Regions from separate parts of the Homo sapiens genome. Here region 1 is linked to region 2. Evidence: chromatin loops called from intact Hi-C (ENCODE). Cell type or tissue: psoas muscle. All regions are shown on one strand. Each heading gives the region's core, and the rest is flanking DNA. Links, peaks and the distances in the headings are about the cores only.

Evidence for each region. Hi-C counts contacts between places; a loop is a spot of excess contacts. Peaks named below come from ENCODE experiments on the same cell type or tissue, not always from the same donor. Only the 100,000 strongest peaks of a DNase experiment are listed, where the experiment ranks them.
Region 1: it touches region 2 in a loop (2.0-fold over the local background); 7 of 110 quality-filtered maps call a loop at or near these places.

What each region holds. Positions count from the first base shown.
Region 1 is chr21:36,767,753-36,779,692 of GRCh38, forward strand. The region is part of intron 6 of HLCS (holocarboxylase synthetase); the gene reads right to left. It overlaps LOC105369305 (a long non-coding RNA gene), which reads left to right and starts at 10,135. Exons shown (of 2, transcript XR_937700.3): 1 at 10,135-11,940. In psoas muscle, for the core only: no CTCF peak of the experiment used is centred there; a DNase peak (open chromatin) is centred at 5,589; H3K27ac peaks cover 718 bases.
Region 2 is chr21:36,830,054-36,841,993 of GRCh38, forward strand. All of the region lies in intron 6 of HLCS (holocarboxylase synthetase), which reads right to left. Among named protein-coding and RNA genes, the nearest start is that of HLCS-AS1, 130 kb to the right of the region's middle. In psoas muscle, for the core only: no CTCF peak of the experiment used is centred there; a DNase peak (open chromatin) is centred at 5,588; H3K4me3 peaks cover 426 bases; H3K27ac peaks cover 1,674 bases.

The sequences.
Region 1 (11,940 bases), core at 1,633-9,632, 62 kb before region 2:
CCAATATGGTGGCAATAAAGCCGTTTAAAAGACACACTATCCCCTGAGAACTAATTATGATTTAACTATGGTAAATAAATCCACACCTTCTGAGGACGCAGGAGAACTCTGCATCGTTTTCGGCTTCAGTCCTGCTTTTAAAATGGTTTCATTGAAAAGAATACAAACTTTCCTTTGGGGGATAGGTAGAAAAGGGCATTACATCCCCACCAAATGAGTCGATATTAACTTTTTTTCAAAAAAAGGAAAGAAAAAAAAATCACACAAAAACTCCCACTCTGAGAATTTCCTGCAAGCTGCGCTCTCCCTATTTTAACCCCGTGGTAGGACAGTTCCTCTCTACGTGCCCAGGAATTGCCGATCAGGTGCTGCGCAGGCGCGGTTCGAGGTAGGATTCATCAACAGAGCAAAGATCAGGTTTGGCCACTTTGTCAGTGCAGATGAGGGGGCCTCTTTGATTTTTTTCTTTTCTTTTCTTTCTTGGAAGGAGGGGAGCAGCCAGGACAGGGATGCGGAAGGGATGGCATTTTGTAATAACATAAAGTTTCTAATAATAAGTCTCCAGGCTTCCACAGTGGTCCTGCTGAGGACAAAGGAGCGCTAGAGAAAGACCACGCTGAGAAGCTTATCATCCTCCCCTCCCAGCTACAGAAACTGGGTGGAACTTTACAAATGGCTGGAACTCGGTAAGAGAAGAAAAATACTTAAAAGCAGAGAGAAACAACACTGTGTCCACTGTGCACCCATGGCTCACAGAGCTCCGTCTGACGGCGCATGCAGGCCTCAGTTGGGACAGAAGGAGCCCAGAAGACCCTTCACGTGTTAAAAAGACCTCAGGACACACAGGGCAGGGGCTCAGCTGCTGAGATAGCTGTCTTCCCACACGGCTGCTGGAACAGGCACAGGACGCTTTCGGCGAGCAGGCTGGCCTCGCCGCCCATGTGCCAGGCCCACTCCATCTCACATGAAATACAGCTCAGAAGTATTTCTCTTGGACGCCATGAATAACTCATTGAGATCGAGTGTGCTGTATGCCACTGGGTCCAAGAAGAAAGCGTCCTTTTCTTGTGTTGGACCAGCAGAAAATCTAAGAAGGAGTCTTTGTCTGTGCAGGGAGTTAACATTGTCTTTCAGGCACCTCTGTTTTCTAGAGGGTCCAGCAACCCTCCACCTGGCTTCCTAAGGCCCAGGGCTCTCGAGGTGATGGGGCAGGGGCCGAGGGGATGATTTAGCGTGTTGTGAGCAGATCGCAAAAGCAATCTAGGATGTTCTGTAAATAAACATGTAGACGGTAGACAGTCATGGGCTATAGCCAGGGACAGTGATGGGAGGGGCAGGAAAAAGGTTGGTTCAGAAACCAAACACAGACTTCTAGAACAAAGAGAAATGATTAAGGGAACATATGCACTAAACTGCTAGAGGTTTGGCAGCAGTTAACAGGGCATATTAATGAGAAGAGGGAGTCTGTGCTGAAGGCCAAGAGGAAATTCTGCAAGGAGGGAGACAACCGGGGAAGGAGCTAATGCTCAGTTTGAGACAACTGGAGGCCGCCAGATTTATTTGTGCTATCTGAGATAACTCTGGGGCCAAACCGCATGGCTCACAGTCAACAAAGCAGCATTTATAAACCTTGTCAATTCTGCATTTCTGAAAATGAAGCTGCTTGAGTTTGCTTTAGCAGAAAGGAGAAACCATAAATGCATTTCCATCCTTAGCGGATGATGTCCTTACAAAAAGAAAAAGGAAAAACAAAAAGGAGGGGGGTTCCATAATGATTACCTCCCTGCTTCTGTATATTTTCCTTCCTTGCTGGCAAAGGTTGTGGAATAAAAGCTTTCTGTGAGTGGCAGCCGAGTGCATTCACTGTGGAACCAAAGCGGCACTCAGGAAAAGCGCTCTGTTTTGTACTCTTGTGTTGAGTCTGAAACATTTGGAGCCTCCTAAGGGTCACTCTGCAAATGAGACAGCCTCCTGACCACTTTGGTTACTAAGGACAGCCCAGTAGCCACGGAGGCTCTGCCAATGGAACTGTCCTGATTGTCACATGGTCCTTTAAGATTAAGCTTTAATGATTGGGAATAACCTAAGACAGGCCAGCATGAATTAATGAAAAATCCGAATGAACAAAAACGTAAATTCAGACCAAGTCCATCCACTTCGGGGATCTGAACCTAAGAAAATAGTCCACATTCACAACAGTGTTATAAAGGTAAAAATATGGAAACAACCTCACTGTTAATAAACAAATGGTTAAATAAATTCTGATAAATTAAGTCAATGGAATAATTTGTAATCAAATCATTATAGTTCTGAAGACTATATAGCAACGTGGAAGAAAGGCTTGCATTGGTATGTCAAATTAAAAAGCAGCATACAAAACTATAGATGCTTTTTTTTTTTTTTTTTTTTTTGAGATGCAGTCTCACTCTGTCGCCCAGGCTAGAGTGCAGTGGCATGAATCTCGGGTCACTGCAACCTCCATCTCCAAGGTTTAAGCAATTCTCCTGCCTCAGCCTCCCGAATAGCTGGGATTACAGGTGTGCACCACCATGCCCAACAAATTTTTGTATTTTTAGTAGAGACGAGGTTTCATCATGTTGGCCAGGCTGGTCTTGAACTCCTGGCCTCAAGCGATCCTCCTGCTTCAGCCTCCCAAAGTGCTGGGATTACAGGTGTAAGCCACCACGCCTGGCCAAAAACTACATATACTTTTATTCCAAGTATGTAAAATTCAAAAAGGGCAGGAAGGAGATTAGACAAAATGTTAATGATGGCTATATTAAGATTTTTTTTCTTTTATTTTAAAACTTTAATATGATGGGTAACCTTTCTTTTTTTTTTTCGTTTGAGATGGGGTCTTATTCTGTCATCTCAGCTAGAGTGCAGTGACTCACTATAGCCTGGACCTCCAGGGCTCAAGGGATCCTCCCACCTCAACTTCCTGAATAGCTGGGACCACTATGGGTTCATACCACCACACCTGGCTAATTTTTGTATTTTTTGGTAGAGACAGGGTTTGGTAGAGCCCAGGCTGGGTAACCTTTTGATTTAAAATTTATTTTGAATTTTTTTTGGAAAAAAGCATATTTTTACATTTAGATATAATATTGTAATTGACTATTCATAAATACAGAACTTCTAAGTATAAGACCAAAAGGTCCGTTTTAAAAAGAAATAAGACAATTGGCCGGGCGTGGTGGTTCCCGCCTGTAATCCCAGCACTTTGCGAGGCCGAGGCAGGCGGATCACGAGGTCAGGAGATCAAGACCATCCTGGCTAACACGGTGAAACCCCGTCTCTACTAAAAATACAAAAAAATTAGCTGGGCATGGTGGCGGGTGCCTGTAATCCCAGCTACTCGGGAGGCTGAGGCAGGAGAATGGCGTGAACCCGGGAGGCAGAGATTGCAGTGAGCCAAGGTTGCACCACTGCACTCCAGCCTGGGCGACAGAGCGAGACTCCGTCTCAAATAAATAAATAAATAAATAAATAAATATAAAATAAAATAAAAAGAAACAAGACAATCAACAATAGTTATTTGCAGTACCCATTTCATTATAACTAGTGAGCAGCTTATCTGATACTAACAAGTGAGCAGAAATTCTTGAAACCAGTCTGTTCAGACCCAGTGATAGCCTTAAACATGGTTTACTTCCTGACCCGGGGACTGTATTTCTACAGAATTGAAGCCTGAGGAGGACTCAGACAGGGACACAAAATAATTCAGGGGCTCAACTGTTCACCACAGCATTACTGATGCAGTGTGAAAAATCAGAAATAATCCAAACAGCCCACTGTTGAAGAATTAAAAAACCCACAGCAGTCCCACATGAAAGCCCATCATGTGGTCATCAGTAATGTGGGCAGATGACCACCGGACACTTTTAGGTGATTTAATCAGGATGCAAAATCCTACAGACAGCGTGAGTCCAATCATGTTTTGAAGTATGCTTTTAAAAATTATGGCCGGGCGCGGTGGCTCACGCCTATAATCCCAGCACTTTGGGAGGCCGAGACGGGCAGATCACTTGAGGTCAGGAGTTCGGGACCAGCTGGCCAACATGGTGAAACCCCATCTCTATTAAAAATACAAAAAATTAGCCGGGTGTGGTGGCGGGTGCCTGTAATCCCAGCTATGTGGGAGATTGAGGCAGGAGAATCACTTGAACCCAGGGGGCGGAGGCTGCAGTCAGCTGAGATCACACCACTGCACTCCAGCCTAGGCAACATAGAGACTCCAACTCAAAAAAAAAAAACAAAAATTATTAGGAAATATACCAAAATAATAGCTGCAGTTACCTTGGGGAGTGAACATATTTGAAAAATATAGAAAAATATTAAGTAGAACATAAGTCATCTAGGTAAGTCCCACTTCTCATTAAAAGTGTATATTCTTTTAGAATTTCTCTCTTTTTAGAAAACACAGATATATTTTACAAAGTATTTTTCTGATAATTAAAAATTTTTTATTTTGGAGCTCTTACAATGATGTAGATATATAATTATAGACATTATATTGTTAAAAAGTGAAAAAGAAGGTTAAAAACAGTATCGTAGAATGATTCTCTTTATATACGATATGTATTTATAGAAAAATACAGGGGCCAGGCTCAGTGGCTCATGCTTGTAATCCCAGCACTTTGGGAGGCTGAGGTGGGTGGATCACTTGAGCCCAGGAGTTCAAGAGCAGCTTAGGCCACATGGCAAAACCCCATGTCTATCAAAAAATACAAAAATTTAGCCAGGCATGGAGGTACATGCCTGTGGTTCCAGCTACTTGGGAGGCTGAGATGGGAGGATCACTTGAGGCAGGGAGTTCAAGGCTGCAGTGAGCAAAGATCATGCCACTGCACTCCAGCCTGGGCAACAGAGCAAGACACTGTCTCAAAAAAAAAAAAAAAAAAAAAGAAGGACACATATTAACAGTGGTTATCTCAAGAAGGTGGAAGAGGCCGGGCGTGTTGGTTCACGCCTGTAATCCCAACACTTTGGGAGGCCAAGGCGGGCAGATCACGAGGTCAAGAGATCGAGACCATCCTGGCCAACAGAGTGAAACCTGTCTCACTAAAAATACAGAAATTAGCTGGGCATGGTGGCGCGCACCTGTAGTCCCAGCTACTCGAGAGGCTGAGGCAGGAAAATGGCTTGAACCTGGGAGGCAGAGGTTGCAGTGAGCCAAGATTGTCCCACTGCACTCCAGCCAGGTGACAGAACAAGACTCCATCTCAAAAAAAAAAAAAAAAAGGTGGAAGTGTGGAAGTAGAATTATATGATGATTTAAATGTCTCCTTTATGTTGTTCTATATAATCTCTGGGTGGTAAGATTTCAAGTGATTTTTATTTCTCTCTTATACTTTACTGAATTTTCCAATATTTTTATAATTGTAGTGCATTCATTTTATAAATCCTATTAAAAAAAGATTTATTTAAGCCCAACCTATCAGTGGATTAAGCTTGCAGCTGCCAGTTCACTAGTTGGTGGAGCAATCTCCTTTCCAGCACAGATTGGCAAAGAAAGGGCGGCCAAGTGCAGGCAGCTTTCCCAGGCTGCCATACCTGTCCCGTGGCTCATTCCCTGCCGCACAGGCCAAGGCCACGGAGGGCTGGCAGTCTGCCACTGGGAGCAGCTGGCCTCTGGAAGCTGGGCTGTACCTCAGACTGGCCTCCCTTTCTAAAAGATGTTGTAAAGTCTTTCTCTGGAAAACACACCCCAAACCCTCCTAAGTCTGAGGCATCGTGCCCTGCAGCAGTCTGGCATGGGGTGGGTGTGAGGCGACCTCGAAGTCTCCCTCGGGCCTGGAGGGCTTCCTCAGCTCATGGTCCTGGCCTGACACCAGTCTGTGCTTCTCTTTGCTATCTTCTTTACCCCCCAGTTTTCTCAGCTCTGACCCTGTTCTTAGCTTACAGAGAGACACACACTCTCATGAGTGAAAAAGAAAGCCAATGGGAGGTGGCGAGGAAGAGGGAGAAGGGGGCCCCAGGCAGTCACACATTGAAGGTTCATAAGTTATTTTTCATTTTAAAAAAGCTGACTGGAAGATGAATTCCCACTGTTCATAACCCTGCTGCCCTCTGCTTAGTTCAAAGGAAGCAGTGCCGAACTTCATTTCAGAACTACTTTTAACACATATTACATTGTAAAAACCAACCATTACATCTGAGTAGCACTTTCTAAAAAGTTAAAACGCTAAAATATCAAGATATTTCATTTTTGTTAAAGTCACACTTTAACAATACGATTGATTTTTTTTAAGCTACTTTCTAGGCAGGAATGCACAAGATTGTTTTTTGAAAGGAAATGAACAGTGGTTTCTGCTAAAAAACGCCTCCACCGTAAAATGGAGTGAGGCCCATGAGACAGCTGTGCAACGCATGGGGACACAGTCAGGGGCAGAAGAGGCCCGACTTCTGACAGGTGACTTCTGAACTGGCGGCAGGGTCCACGGCACAAAGCTGAGGTGGCTGCCCCAGGACACTGCAGGGTCCTAGCCAGGGACCCTGGGGATATTATTCCTGGCAGCTACAGGAAGGTTCCCAAGGAACTTTAGAAACATCACAGCAGAGTGGAGACTCAGACAGGGAACGGGACAGATCTGGACTCGAATCCCAGTGTTGATATGAACATGGAGTAAGGGAATCCATCTCTCTCAGTCTCTCCAGTCACCTATAAAATGGAACATTTTGTGCAGTGTCAGTAAAAATGAAATATGATGGAATTTGCAAAGTGGTCCCTGTCATGTCGATCCTAGAACTTCTTGCTGCCAGAAGACAAGCAGCGCCTCCCCTTACCTCCTCCTCTTGGGGATAAGGAGGGAAGTCAGGGAGACAGAGGGAAGGAATGGAATGGTGGGGACAAATGTGTGTGTTTTACGACTCCTCAAAAATTCTATACGTGATGCCTCTCCTCTCTGTACCCATCCCTCATCACTTCTACCTACACACACTAAGGTGATCTCTATCTGGGCTAAAAACCTTGTAAGTGACACTAGCAATGGGGGATGCAGAATCTTCACTTCCAGTTCTAGGGTCTCTGAACCTACTCAGCAAAGCTACACATAGTTGGTTGAACTGGCTCTTCGGCTGACTTTGTTTAGGTGACTGCTTAGAAACACTGTTGGTCAGAGGTGTGCCCAGGCAGATAATAGAACAGTTTTATTGATATATTCTTCCATTCTATTCTGGATTTGACACTACGGCCTGCCCTTTCCTCAATGCACTCTGTTGGTATGCTTTAAATCATATCCCCTTTCCGCTCTTGGTGTAGAACAGGATGAATGTTTCAGTAGGAGGCAACACGGGAATCGGGACTGTTCAAAGAGCAGAGCCATCACAATCCTCCCACTGGAGCTCCCCAGAAGCAGAGAGATGCCTGTGGGTCAGGCCCTCTGTTAGAGACACCCGCTTCATTTCCGTAGCTCCTGGCATACCTGCCCTTCTTACGTTTTTGGCTAATCTTCCCCACGTCCAGCATAAGAGCGTCCACATTGCTGCTAAATAAATCATTTCATGGCTCCCAAGGAGCCCAGTGGATTCAGCTTTCAGAATGAGGCTCCTTTTTGGTAAGTCAAGCATTTACTAATGTTGGTCTGTATTATCCAATCAAAGTGAATACAAGCCACTGTTTCTTACCCTGACACTTCACCATAAATACTAGATGCCTGCGCATCCACTGCCTTCTATCTTAAACTGGTGCTATTACAGAATTTACAGATGAGCAAAGAAGCTTGCATAGAGAGAAATATTCATGGTGCCCACAGCCACCTCTGTGGCTGTACCTCAGCGGTAGCCCTGATGGCAGATCCCTGCCTCTGACGGCGAGCCTTCACTGCGCCACTGCACACCAGTACTCAGACTATCTGTCCCCACTCCTCCGCCAGGAGTCTCCGGATCCTCCACAAGATCTTCTCACCCCCCTTTTCAGGCTGTTCAGATCTCATAAATATGTCCATTTTTCTACAACTGGGTGTGGAGCGGCTCTTGGTGGAGAGTGTCCACAGCCTTGACCATAAGTCACCTGCCCCTAAAGAGGGTCTGCTACTGGGAAGTGCTGCCGCTATTTCAGAGGATGGACACCGACTCACGTGGACGACACAGCAAGCAGATGTCTGCGAACAGTGTTTCTGCAGGCACCAGGTAGATGTTTCAACTGGTCACCTGGAATTCACACCAATTTTTTGTGCTATGAGTGGCATTTTAGGTTCGTGATCTCATCCAAGCCTTCCAAAGCTGAGAAGAAGTCCTTCCTCACAGACAAGAGGACACAGTCTCAGAAAGGCAAAACCACTGCTATAAAGCCACATAGCAAGCAAACCAGAAATTCAAATCATGTTCTGGTTGGTTGTAAGGTCTATAATACTTTTTTCTTTTTAACCTTTTACTTCGAAATAATATCAGACTTAAAGAAAAGTTACAGGAAGAGTACAAAGCATTCCTACATGCCCTTCACACAGCACCCAGATTTCCTAAAGGTTCACTTTTTACCATATATGTTTTGTCCATCTGTCTATCCATCATTATTTTCTGAACCAGTTGAGAGTGAGCTGCAGCCCTAATGTCTCTGTATTCCTATATGCGTCTGTGTAGCTTCCTAAAACCCAGGGTTTATCTTACCTGATTATAGTACAATCACGGAAATCAACAGCCTTGTTACAACACTATTTTATGCTTTTTTTTTTCTTTTGAGATGGAGTTTCACTCTGTCACCCAGGTTAGAGTGCAGTGGCACAATCTAAGCTCACTGCAACCTCCGCCTCCCAGGTTTAAGCGATTCTCCTGCCTCAGCCTCCTGAGTAGCTGGGATTACAGGCGTGCACCACCATGCCCGGCTAATTTTTGTATTTTTAGTAGAGATGGGGTTTCACCACGTTGGTTGGGCTGGTCTCGAACTCCTGACCTTGTGATCCACCCATCTCAGCCCCCCAAAGTGCTGGGATTACAGGCGTGAGCCACCGCACCCGGCTGATATGGCACTATTATCTAATCCAGAGGTCAGCAGAATTCTCTATAAAAGGTCAGAGAGTAAATACTGTAGGCTCTGCAGCCGTATGGTTTCTGTGCTCAATTGCTCAAACCTGCCGTCCGAGGGCAAAGGCAGCCATGCCTGTGTCTCAACATTTACGGACATAAAAATTTGAATTTTACATAATGTTTGTGTATCACAATATATTCCTTTTAACTAATAGGCTTTTTTATTTTTTTTAGAGCAACTTTAGGTTTACAGAAAAATTGTGCAGAAAGAGTTCCCATATGTCCCCTTCCCCAACAGTTTCCTTATCATTCACATCTTGCTGTGGTGTGGTCATTTGTTACGATTTCTGAAGCAGTCTTGGTATAGGACTATTAACCACAGCTCACTGCTTCTGTTAGGGTTCGTGCTTTGTGCTGTACATTCTGTGGGTTTTGATAAATGCATCGCATCTTGTGGCCACCATGTCAGCATTACACAGAACAGTTTCCCTGCCCTAAAAATTCCCCTGTGCTTCACTTATTCATCCCTCATCCCTTCCCCTCCCCGAACCCTTTGGCAACCACCGGTATTTTTACTCTCTCTATAGTTTTGCCTTTCCCAAAGTGTCATATAAATTTTATTCTTTAAAATTTTTTCTGACCCTTTAAAATGTAAAAAAACATGCTTAGCTCTCATGCGGCACGAAAACTGGCAGCAGGCCAGACTCGGCCCAAGGGCCAAACTTTGCCAACCCCAGATCTCATCTATAGAGTGTATTCAAATTGTGTCCATTGTCCTAGTAATAATGCTCTTTTTTTCTGGTCTAAGATCAAATCCAGGATCATCTGATGCATTGAGCTGTCACGGCTTCTTCGTCTCCTTTAATCTGGTTCAGTTTCTTAGTCTTTTTGTTTTTCATGATCCAGACATTTTTGGAAGAGCAGGGGCAGTTATTTTGTCCTATGTCCCTCAATTTAGATAATCAGATACCCCCGTTATAAGACTCAGGGGTGCATTTCTAGCAGGAATACATGGAAGCGATATTGTGACCTCAGGGCCTGACATCGGGAGGCAGGCAGTGCTGTCTCCTGACATCAGGGATGTTAACTTTGACCCACAGGGTTATGTGGTTTGTGCTGGGTTTTCCCACTAAATTGCCTTTGTAATTAATAAGCACTTATGGGGAGATAAATCTATTTCTCATGAAATTTAATCTATTAGTTTTAGTATCCATGAATGATTCTTGCTTGAATCAATTATTATTTTTATTTATTTTTTATTTTTTTGGAGACACAGTCTCGCTCTGTCGCCCAGGCTGGAGTGCAGTGGCACGATCTCAGCTCACTGCAAGCTCCACCTCCCGGGTTCACACCATTCTCCTGCCTCAGCCTCCCAAGTAGCTGGGACTACAGGCGCCCGCCACCACGCCCGGCTAATTTTTTTGTATTTTTAGTAGAGATGGGGTTTCACCATGTTAGCCAGGATGGTCTTGATCTCCTGCCCTTGTGATCCGCCCACCTCTGCCTCCCAAAGTGCTGGGATTACAGGCGTGAGCCACTGTGCCTGGCTGCTTGAATCAATTATTATTATTATTTTTTGAGACAGAGTCTCACTCTATCACCCAGGCTGGAATGCAGTGGTGCAGCCTCCACTCACTGCAACCCCTGCCTCCTGGGTTCAGGCGATTCTCCTGCCACAGCCTCCCGAGTAGCTGGGATTACAGGTGTGCACCACCATACCCAGCTAATTTTTGTATTTTAGTACAGACAGGGTTTCTCCATGTTGACCAGGCTGGTCTCTAACTCCCGACCTCAGGCGATTCACCCGCCTCGGCCTCCCAAAGTGCTGAGATTACAGGTGTGAGCCACCGTGCCTGGCCTTGAATCAATTATTTACTTGATGGTTGCCAAACAGATTTTTCTGAACCATCATTTCTTCCATATTCACTTGTGAGGTTCTACTGTAAGGAGTAACTTTTTCTTCTCCCCTCCACTTATTATTTATCTTTTAATTTATTTATATCAGAGTAGACTTATAGATTCTTATTATTTCAGTAGATTGTATGCCTTCCTATCATTTTTTATTTTGATACTCAAATAGCCACATATCTGGCAAGTGAATGCTCCTTCAGTCTGGCTCCTGGGTCTTACTGGTGTGTCCCAGTCATCTTTCAGCATAAGAGGTCTCTACTTTCAGGCATAAGAGGTTCTAGGCTCATCTTGAACTTTCTCAGCCCCTGCCCTGGAATCAGCGATTTCTCCAAGGAGCTCTGGTTCCTTTTGGTGAAAAACGGTCTTTTAAAAAAACTGGGGCTAAGAAAGAGATAGAAAATGTGTGCATGTGTGTCTAGGGTGTATATATGCATTACAATTGTCCCTTGGTATTCATGGAGGATTTGTTCCAGACTGCCTCCCAAGTCCCACAGTGAGCTCTGTGGAACCTGAGTACACAAAAAATTGGCCTCCATATACATGGGTTTCACATCCCATGAATAATCTGCTTTGGTTGAAAAAATTCCATGTGTAGTAGACCCCTGCAGTTCATACCCCTGATGAATCAAAGGTCAACTGTATTTCCTTCCGTCCATCCATCCCTCCCTCCTTCCTTCCTTCCCTCCTTCCTTCTTTCTTTCTTCCTTCCTCTAGATTCTCATCTTCTTTCTCTATCTAATCTATCCATCTACCACCCATCCATCCATCCAGTTTGAAAACCATAAGTTCATCATAAACTCCAATCCAATCCAATACCACAAGGTTCATTCTAGCCCCTCCTTTTCTATATTCATAAATTCTTTCTCCAATAGTGGGAAATCTGGCTTGCATTATCTACACTATTTATTCATTTGCTCAATGCCATAATACACAGGGGGAAGTGGTCTCAGCAGTGCTGATCCATATTACTGCGAAATCACACTTACTAACTAGAGTTCAATATTTGTTTACAGTTTTTTTTGCCCTTAGCCTGAGGGTATAGATTCAAATATTGTATTGAAC
Region 2 (11,940 bases), core at 1,801-9,800:
CTAATCCAGTATGACTCGTGTCCTTGTAAGAAGAGGACATTTGAACACAGACACACACACAGGAGAGGTGACAGGAACACACAGGGAGACGACAGCCTCTACAAGCCAGAGAGAGGGGCCCGGAACAGAGCCTCTCTCACGGCCTCAGAAGGAGCCAGCCCTGCTGACACCTTATCCTGGACTTCTGGCCTTCAGAGCTGGGAGAAATGAATGTCTGTTGTTGAAGCTACCCCAGGCTGTGGTACTTTGTCCCAGCAGCCCTCGCAAGATAACACACAGAGTAACATCAGCCTTTTCCCATCCAGTCCTGTGGTAACGGGAGCATTAAAAAGCTCTGCGAGGAATGCGTGCTTTGTTCTTAGACTCAGAGATCCCGTGTTTCTTGTCAGAATATATCTTTCTCTGTATCTGTAGCTACAGACTTAGCAGCAGGGAGCTCTGTGTAGCACATAGGGCTTGTCAATAGACAGGTTTCACTTTAGTAAAAGTGGAGACAGGGGCCAGGTGCGGTGGTTCATGCCTGTAATCCCAGCATTTTGGGAGACTGAGGTGGGCTGATCGCTTGAGCCTAGGGGTTCGAGACCAGCCTGGGCAACATGATGAAACCCGAAACCTTGTCTCTAAAAAAAGTTTAAAAAATTAGCAGGGCATGGTGGCACACATCTGTAGTCTCAACAACTCTGGACAAGCCCCTGGAAGTTGAGGCTGCAGTGAGCCATGATGATGCCACTGTACTCCAGCCTGGGCAACAGAGTGAGACCCTCTCTCAAAAAAAAAAAAAAAAAAAAAAAAGGGTAGACACAGGTGATCCCTACATCCAGGATGAGGAGGCTTTTACTCTGAGGTATCTACCCTAGTTATCCCCAGAAAGCCATTCCATTTCTTTAAAGGGAGGAATCACCCTAAGGCAGCTTCATCATTGTCATCCTCCACCTGCTTTTCATCTCCCCAAATTCGGTTTAAATCTTATCTGCTGATAACCACCTTTATTTCCTTTGATGTTGTAGATGTTTAACTATTAGTTTTGTATAATCTTTTCGGAGGGTTTTAAGAAGGGGAGAAGATAAACTCAACACGTGATCCCATGGCCTTATTCAAGTAGAAGCTCCAATCTATTTTTTTTAACATTGTTTCCTGATATTAAATCAAATAAGAGATGTAGGGTTCTCCTGATTACAATTAACTCTCTCATATGGCTAAATAAGGACATGACAAGTTATGCAAAACGTTTCTTTAAAGCTCTCTTGAAAGTGTTCAAGGAAGTGGGAAGACATAGAAATCTTTGAGGGTAGCCAAAGGGAAGGAAATAAATTACATGTCTCAGAATATAGAAATAAAGTTACTGGGCCGGCATGGTGGCTCACACCTGTAATCTCAGCACTTTGGGAGGGCGAGGTGGGCAGATCACTACAGGTCAGGAGTTCGAGACCAGCCTGGCCAACATGGTGAAACCCTGTCTCTACTAAAAATACAAAAAACATTAGCCAGGTGTGGTGGCATGCACCTGTAGTCCCAGCTACTCAGGAGGCTGAGGTAGGAGAATCACTTGAACCTGGGAGGTGGAGGTTGCAGTGAGCCAAGATCATGCCACTGCACTTCAGCCTGGGCAACAGAGCAAGACTCCAACTCTAAAACAATAAATCAATCAAAATAAAGTTATTGTATCACAGCAGCTATGTCATCTGGAAACAAAATATTCTATTTAGGTATGGAGTGGTTTAGGGTTAGGTCTCCTTTATGAGTAGAAGGGAATATATTTAAAATTTTTTTTAAATACAATTTCCTATATTTCAGTTTCAGAACTGGTTCTAAATCACTGGCTCTGAGCAATTTCGCTAGAAATGCTCCCTAATGACCTGCCCTGAGCTAATAGCATCGAGATCATTGATTAGACACAAGACAAGGAGCCCAGGACACAGGGCACAGCTAAGCTTTCACAGCTCAGATTTTCAGCCTTTCCATCACCACGGTGGAAGGGGAAAAAAAATCCTTTCAGTTCCCTGAAGGATGTGTTCTTGCACATAAATTGGCATTTAGGTTCAATTAGATACTGAAGGCCTGGTCCTTTAAGGCCAGCCGGGTGGGTTGCGGCTAGATATGCCTCGGCGCCTCTCCTCTGTCCTATTACTGGGCAAGTGTCCTCTGGCTGTATGTGCTCCAAGTTATAACCTAACGAAAGGGCAAAAAGGTAGAAGAGATGGCTGATGAGGAGGAAGAGGATGGAAAGAAAAGGAAGACAAAGATTTCCCTGACTATGCACATAGCCAGAATCTCAGCAGGTGAAATTACACAGCACAGAGAATCTCGATGAAGATTCTAATATAGATCACACAACTCTGAAGCTTTTCTCTTTAACATGAGACTCAGTTAAGGGTTGGAAGGGAGCTGGTGAGCAATGAAACAGTAAAGTACAAGAGGGCTCCAGCTTCCCGACCTCACTCACAGTCTAGGCTAGATTAGCACATGCCAGACACAGTTCTGTTCACTTTACAGCCATTGCTCATTTAATACTCACAACAATGACACTCACAGTATCTTCACTTTACAGATAGGGAAAATAAGGCATAGAAAGGTTAAGTGACTTGCCCAAAGTCACACAGCTAGTCCAAGGCAAAGCCTCAGCTCTGACATGGGAGGCCATTCCCTAACTCTTTGTTCACTGTTTTCTTTAAAACATGATCTTGGAATTACTTTCTCTCATTTAGCAATATCATGCTAATTCAAGAGTCAGTAAAATGTGTCCTTGAAGGTAGGTACAAAAAAGGATGTTCCCTCCAAAGGCAGCCCTCATCACAGCCTGAACCTTCAAAGGGTTGTAAGGAGCCTCAGATGCACAGCTGCCTTCTCTAGCACCACACTTTTGGTTCCACTGCTTAGACAACTAAGGAGAATGAAGAGCTTGTTCCTTATTTTCCAGCTTCTAGAAGGGCAAAGGAAGGGAATACCATGAGACAGAGGCCACACAGCACCCAAAAATAGAAGACCATTTTTTTTTTTTAGGCAAGGTCACCCAGGCTGGTGTACAGTGGCACAATCAGTCCATAGCAGCCTTGACTTCCCAGGCTCAAGTGATCCTCCCAGCTCAGCTTCCCAACCTGCTGGGACTACAGGCACATGCCACCATGCCTAGCTAAATTTTTTTTTTTTTAATTTTAGTAGAGATGAGGTCTCACTTTGTTGCCCAGGCTGGTTCTTGAACTCCTGGGCTCAAGTGATCCTCCTACCTAGGCCTCCCAAAGTGCTAGGATTGGCCGGGTGCAATGGCTCACACCTGTAATCTCAGCACTTTGGGAGGCCAAGGTGGGTGGATCACTTGAGGTCAGGAGTTCAAGACCAGCCTGGCCAACATGGTGAAGCCCTGCCACTAATAAAAATACAAAAATAAGCCAGATGTAGTGGCATGCACCTGTAATCCCAGCTACTCGGGAAGCTGAAGCAGGAGAATTGCTTGAACCTGGGAGGTGGAGGTTGCAGTGAGCCAAGATCATGCCACTGCACTCCAGCCTGAGGGAGAGAGTTGGAGACTGTCTAAAAAAAAATTATATATATATATATATATATTTGATTTGGACACTGACTCTGTATGGAGATTTTAATATTCAGTAAAGGCAGAATAAGTTGTGGAAATACCTCAAATAAACAGAAGAGGATAAGGCATCAGTCAAACCAGGGAGGGATAAATCAGATAAAATGAAGAAGTTCAAACATAAGCAAGTGGTAAAGGAGCCAAAGATTCCCAACTAAAATGACTACTGGAACAACTGCAGCTTGAAAATATTTCCTGCGATCAAAATTTGCTCACGAGCTATGGACGTGAGTTTTGGGAAGAGATGATTCTCCTTTACACAACTGCCCGGATTGAAGAGGATTTGCTAGAATTTAGTACAGTGGACCTGTGAATGACACAGGTTGGAACTGCATGGGTCCACTTATACGTGGATTCTTTTCCAACCAAACGCAGACTGAAAATATAGTATTGGTGGGACGCAAAACCTGTAATGTACAGAGGGCTGACTTTTCCTAGGCGAGGGTTCCACAGGGCTCACTGCCAGACTTGAGTACGCACGGACTTTGGCGTACGCCGGGGTCCTGGAACCAATCCCTCACAGATACTGAAGGATAGCTGTATTTATCCCCTGACACACTGCAGCTCTTCATGAATACTGGGAGTCACTATACTCACCTAAGTTCTACACACTGAGGTAATGAGGTTCCAGATTCCAAATGTGGAAGTGAACTTCCTTCTTTTCTCCTTGTGAGTGTGTGGGAGTCTGTGGGAGTGTGCATGAGGGGAGAAAAGGGAATGTCACTGAGCACCAGCATGAGCATGTCCAAGTGTGACCAAGATGGGCCAAGCATTGAAAGTAGCCAGGTGGGCGAGTGGCCAAGCGCCAGAGAGGCCAATCCCAAGAGTGACTGAGCCCAGGGGTGGCCGAGCCTGACACTGTCTGGCTGCTTTCAGTGGTCCCACAGATTGAGGCTGTGTATGAAGAGACTCTTCCAGCAAACACTTTTTTTTTTGAGACGGAGTCTCACTCTGTCGCCAGGCTGGAGTGCAGTGGCACGATCTTGGCTCACTGCAACCTCTGCCTCCTGGGTTCAAGCGAGTCTCCTGCCTCAGCCTCCTGTGTAGCTGGGACTACAGGCACATGCCAGCATGCCCAGCTAATTTTTGTATTTTTAGTAGAGATGGGGTTTCACCATGTTGGCCAGGATGGTCTCAATCTCTTGACCTCGTGATCCGCCTGCCTCGGCCTCCCATAGTGCTGGGATTACAGGCATGAGCCACCACACCTGGCCCCAGCAGACACTTCTAAGGCATCCTATTCTGAGGTCAAAAATACATTTTTAGGCTGAAAGATGAGAATAACTTCTTTGGAGAAAGCAATGAGCAGCAGGAAGTGTGGGGGGTCAGGAGTTAGGCTAAGCACTCTGACACCTGTTAGAAGCCTTCTCGAGAACAGAAGATTCTCGAGATTCCCAGGTGAGGGTCTTCAGCCTCATCTCACCCATTCCCCAATGTCCTGGCCGGACAAAAGCCACAGGCTGGGGGAAGAGCCATTTCTAGCAGAGCAGGCAACTGCTTCTAAGATTTAAAGTAAATGGGGGATTCCAAGACGTCTGATTCAGATGATCAGTAAAGTCACTGATGGTTTAGTCTTTCCTAAATACAGTCATAAAGATTTTAATTTCACATTATGTCAAGAGTTTTATGGAGCCAAGGATCTTTTCAGTACGAATATGCCTATACAAACCCCACAGAAATCAGGCGGCAAAAGCAATAATCATAACTATCACCTTTTGGGTCAAAAACTTGATTAAAGCCAAATGACAACTAAAATGTATTTTATTAGCAGTAAGATGAAATCCAGAGCATATGTCAAAGCTGGACTATGAAGTCATAATTTCTCTAGATCACAGTTGGAAGCAGTAATTTTATCACTCTGTCCCTCCCTAGCCTGTAAATCCAAATATAGTTCAGACAGCAGCTCTGGGCTGCAGGGTAGTATCCTACTCACTGTGAGACTCTGGGGAGGAGCTCCACTCTCACTGGCCCAGGCAGGCCACACCCAGCCTCCCTGCTCTCCCGAGTTTATGGCCCTGGGCACCTCTCCCAATCCAGGGCAGAATCAGCTGTCACAGGAGTAAGATGCTGCCACACACCCTGGATCAGCTGTCCCCAGTAGGCATGCCATGGAGTAGTCTAATTAGCCTCTGTGAAGATGTCATGTTTTGTGAGCAATGAGGAGGACCTAGACAATTTTAGACATGAGAACATTCCTTCGGGCATGTCAGAGGTGATGCTCTTTCCATGGGCCCTTTTGTGTGTTCTTAATACCCACAAAGACCTGATTCCCATTTTTAAAATCAAACCAGGAGTCCCCTGGCTTAGAGTGGCCTTCTACACCCCACCACCACCCTGCCCACAACTAACACATCACCTTACCCAAGAATGTCATGCAAATCTGCTCATGGTCTCTCCCCACTCCTATCCCCAGTGCCACGTCCGAACCTTCATTCTTATTACGGTTTGCTTGTATTCGTAGCAGAGTCCCACAAAAGTCCCCCGAGAAAATCTCCTAGTCACTGTGACAAAACTATTCTGGAACACGGCCCCACTTACACAGCTCCATACTGGTAAGGGCCGATGTCCTTCCACAGTCACCTCTCCCACTGCAAGACAGGAGCAAGAGCTACACTTACCCTGGGGCTGCAACAGGATGATTATTTGCTTACCAGGACAGTGAAAATCCTGAGGGAATTTTTTTTTATTATACTTTAAGTTTTAGGGTACATGTGCACAATGTGCAGGTTAGTTACATATGTATACATGTGACATGCTGGTGCGCTGCACCCACTAACTCGTCATCTAGCATTAGGTATATCTCCCAATGCTATCCCTCCCCCCTCCCCCCACCCCACAACAGTCCCCAGAGTATGATGTTTCCCTTCCTGTGTCCATGTGTTCTCATTGTTCAATTCCCTGCACAGCAAAAGAAACTACCATCAGAGTGAACAGGCAACCCACAAAATGGGAGAAAATTTTCGCAACCTACTCATCTGACAAAGGGCTAATATCCAGAATCTACAATGAACTCAAACAAATTTACAAGAAAAAAACAAACAACCCCATCAAAAAGTGGGCAAAGGACATGAACAGACACTTCTCAAAAGAAGACATTTATGCAGCCAAAAAACACATGAAAAAATGCTCACCATCACTGCTCATCAGGGAATTTTTTTTAAGGCGGTAAGTGTCAAGGCATGATCTAAGCTTCTTTCTCATGTAGTCAGAACTGGACCAAAATTGCCTGTTGAATGTCAATAAACATATAAAAACTGCACGGCGGCTGGGCACGGTGGTTCACGCCTGTAATCCAGCACTTTGGGAGACTGAGGCAGGTGGATCACCTGAGGTCATGAGTTCAAGACCAGCCTGGCCAACATGGTGAAACCCCATGTCTACAAAAATACAAAAATTAGCCAGGCGTGGTGGCATGTGCCTGTAATCCCAGCTACTCTGGAGGCTGAGGCAGAAGAATCGCTTGAACCTGGGAGGCGGAGGTTGCAGTGAGCCAAGATTGTGCCACTGCACTCCAGCCTGGGCAACAGAGCAAGAGTCCGTCTCAAAAAACAAAACAAACAAATAAAAAACTGCATGGCATTTGACATTCTTGGTATTGGGACCTGACCTGCTTATTGTTCAGAAAGCTATTTATAAAAGTTTTGTGAAAACCTGAAGCATTATACAAACTATATGCTATACTGTAAAGTTTTAATAAGTGGGGATCCTTTTAAATAGAAACTTCTGCTAATAGGCAACTCGAAATCCCCAACTACACATCATCTTTCTACTTTAGACATTTAAAAATACAGCACACAAAAAACTTCATCTTGGCCATGTCCACGTCAAGTAGGAAAAAGTCCAAACAGAATGAAAGTGTCTGAATTATAAATCCTTGTGAAAATACTATTAATCAAGAGGGAATTAATGTTAACTTATCTAGTGGGTACTATTATCTATAACTCTTTAATATCAAACTCACAAAATTAGCAGCAGGAATATAATTATACTTAAAAAAATTATTTTCTTAGTAAGGTTGGCCCATAGAAGAATAAGGATTAGTAAGATGCACAGTGGTCAAACATGAAGAAATGAGTGAATTTTAGGGAAATTTGCAAGTCGGCTGCAATCATGAACATTGTATCAAGCCAAGTAATGAAAGCCACTCCTGCCTGGGTGGGCTCGGTCCAGCCCAGCCCCTGTTGATACTCTGATGCATTCTGCAGCTAACCAAGTTCTTACAGCGGAGAGGGGAAGAAATGGCAACAAAATACACATTGAAAACAAAATAAATATGTTTCCTGAAGCCAATATCTGAATAATCCTTAGGTAATGACCATTTATACACTTGATAAGTTTCCCAAGTTTTTCTTTCCTCTTTCTTAAGTAAAAGGGAAATCCAGGCCAATTTTTAAGCCGGATAATATTTAGAAACTATTTTTTTTAGGTCATTTCATCCCATTTTTGGTTGACTAGTGTAACCAAGGCAGCAACTGGATTTCAAAGCAGCAGAGGAAGACATTCTGAGCTCACCTGGAGCCCAACGCTGGGACGCAGCCTCCACCCTCCCAGGAAACTAGACACTTACATTCCCTTGCCCTCTTGCCCTTCTGCCCTTCCTGCCACCAGGTAGCTGGTCACAATGGGAGTTTTCTTTCTTTCTGCAGTGGGGTGAATGATCACACACACACACACACACACACACACACACCCCCACAACCAACTCCTAGTACCCACATTCTGTAAATGTTTACTTACTTGGAAAAAGGGTCTTTGCAGATAGAATAGAATTAAATTACAATCTTAGCCAGGTGCAGTGGTTCATGCCTGTAATCTCAGCACTTTGGGAGGCCGAGGCGGGCAGATCACAAGGTCAGGAGATCGAGACCATCCTGGCCAACACGGTGAAACTCTGTCTCTACTAAAAATACAAAAATTAGCCGGGAGAGGTGATGGGTGCCTGCAGTCGCAGCTACTCGGGAGGCTGAGGCAGGAGAATGACGTGAACCCGGGAGGCAGAGCTTGCAGTGAGCCAAGATCACGCCACTGCACTCCAGCCTGGGCGACAGAGCGAGACTCCGTCTCAAAAGAAAAAAAAAAAAAAAGAGAGAGACAGAAAAGGAGAAGACACACACACACACAGAGGAGTTCACATGAAGACGGGGGTAGAGATTGCAGTGAAATAGCCACAAGCCAAGGAATGCCTAAAGCCACAAGAAGCTGGAAGGGGCAAGGAACGGGGCCTCCCCTGGAGCCTCCAGAGGGAGTGTGGCCCTGCTGACACCTTGATTTCAGACTTGTGGCCTCCAGAACCGACAGAGAATTATTTTCAGCTGTTTTAAGCTGCCAGTTTGCAGGAATTTGTTACAGCAGCACCAAGAAACGTACATTCCAGATACACAGATATATTACTCTAATTTTTGGAGCAGCAAAGGAGCATCACTTAAACAGTTAACAGGGACCAACCTCCCGTCTTTAGAGCAATCTAAGCATTTGTTCTCTACAATTAGATTAAATGGGATTAAACACAGGCACTGCTTCACATATGAAATTGCTGTGCAAATACACACGGCTGAAAAATACGAGAGGTCAATGGACAGCATTAGCATGTCCACTTCATGAAAAAATGACACACTTCTCCGTGTTGGTTTAGTGGATACTGGATCCAGTCCAACGTGAATGGCTCACTTTCAGAAATGAATCTGAAACTGCTGACCATCTTCTTTGGAGTCACATGCTAGGAGGTAGCCTGGGAAGAGGCCTGACTCTGAAATGTCTCACACACACTGTAACCACTCACTATTTTTGCAAGAACTTGCTTTTCTTTCTAGATATAAACATAAGTACGCTTTGCTCACTGATGGAGTGTAATTCTTGAAAGAAGGGAGACGGGAGAGGTGGTAGCCCAGGGAAGAAAGGACTGAGGGAGAGCAGATAGCAGCAGATGACCTGAGAGGGGACCAGATATATGCCAGAAGGAAGAACTTCAAAGCCAACACACAAAATACAGGCAAAAGAAATTAACAGGCACATCACAGAAGACATCCCAACAGTCAAAAAGTTCTTAAGAAGATGGTCCAGCTCACTGGCAATATCCTACACACATGTTTCTGAAAATTCCAAAATGTCTTCAGACAGAAGAACCTTCAAACCCAAATATGGATCCCTAAGATCATTTTCCAACCCAACTACATTAACACAAGTAAAACTCCAGAGAGCCACATGATGCTGCCTGTGAACTTAAATGACAAATTCTAACGTTAACATTTATTTCGCTGGAGGCCAAGATGACGTAATAACAAAAGTGTTATGTAGCTTATAAATGGCCTACTTGTAATTTGTTAGCACAATTTTGGAAGTGCTTTCCAAGGAGCAAGAAAAACTTCAAAACATAAACAAACTAATCTTCACTATGGCTCCATCACTCATAATAAAGGTTAAGGATGTACCTTAAATAGCTCACAAACAGGAAAAGCATGTGTGGATTTCTTTGAGAAGCTTGTAACATCTTGTAACTTTACTTATCCTAGTAGAAGCTTTATTGCTAATTTTTACATAATCATAGAACTACATGAAATAGCCATATTGCCTAACATTTATACTTGGCTTTAAAAAAATTACTATTCCTAAATACAAAAATAACCTATCATTAGAAAAGGTAGGTGAATATTTAAAAAAATTTTTTTAAAATAATAATTCAGTCTACCTTTAGTGTTGAAGTACTGCCTTCATAACTATTGATGGGGACTCCAAAAATATCCTCTATGGAAAAATATTCAGGTATCTAAAAAAGGATTCATCTGAAGAAATTTTATAGTAATGGTTTCCTTTGAAATATTTTTGGACCTCTTATAGTGAAATCATGAGCCACAAAAATAATAAATGTCTCCCATATTTTAAAACTAAGTAGTGACATATCGTCATTATAAAGATTATAAAGTAATCTTCCTATATGATGAGACTAAATTACAATTTTGCTTTTATTTTATTTCAATTAATTAATTTTTTTGAGATGGAGTTTTTTGCTCTTGTTGCCCAGGCTGGAGTGCAATGGCGTGATCTTGGCTCACTTCAACCTCCGCCTCCCAGGTTCAAGAGATTCTGCCGCCTCAGCCTCCCGAATAGCTGGGATTACAGGCGCCCACCACCACGCCTGGCTAATTTTTATATTTTTAGTAGAGATGGGGTTTCACCATGTTGGCCAGGCTGGTCTTGAACTCTTGACCTCAGGTGATCTGCCTGCCTTGGCCTCCCAAAGTGCTGGGATTACAGGTGTGAGCCACAGCACCAGGCCACAATATTGCTTTTAGATTAAATTTGTAATCTTCAGTGGAAGAAAAATCCATGAGGATTTTTGTTTTTTCAAAGAGGGGTGGGACAACAATATAAAGATGAAACTGTTTGGGGTGGGTATTTTATAGTATATAAATTATACCTCAATTAAAAAATTAAAATGACCTTAAATTTTAAAACGACAGGGACTTAGGCGTGAAAAAACCTTTTGGAAGCATTTAGTTCTTTTCCATCTTACAGCCATAAATTAAAGGTATTTCTTAATTTGCTAAAAATATTTCAACCGAATTGGCTTATATTTAAGTTTTAATGGGTCAAATATGTTAACCAAGGATATTCTTTTGGCTTTTCGGGGAATTTGTCTGTCTTCAAACAAAACAAACAAAACTAAACCACTGTCCGAATAGTAGAGACAATTTACAATGTGTGTCAAGATCCAGAGTTCATGAAATGCGATAATAAATAGCCCAAACCACGAGTACATTATTTATTATTACTGCTCTAAGAGTAAAATGCTATGGTCATGTGAGGTCTGTGTAAAGGATAGGACGATGGCCTCTGCCACGTGATCTAGAAGCCACATAACGCAACTTTTGTGGAAAGCAAGAGGATTCAATCTGTGTGTGAAGATGGCAAGGGCTAGGGCTGCACAACGTGGTGGCTAAGAGCACGGGAGTCAAAATCCTAGGCTGGGAAACAGTATCATCTTGGGCAAAACACTATCATCTTCAGGCAGGCTTCTCATCTGTAAAATGGGGATAATGCAACGTACGATTCTTGTGAACTAATCTTGTGAAAGCAGTAGGCAAACGCCTGGCTTCACAGGCAACTAAGACGTGAGCTATGTTCCTCAACTGGCTGGGCTCTGTTCTGCAGCCACAGGGTAGGCCTGGCATCCCAGAAATGCTTGTCATTGATAACACGGGGACATCAAGTCAGAGAATTCGAATGTCACTCCTGAAAGTCTAATGACCCTCAGCTGTCATCCACAGCTCATTGGAAAACTGCTAGGTAGGACCCACTAAGGCTGACATATGCATACCTCACAACCCAGCAATTCTACTCCTGGGTATACACTCAAC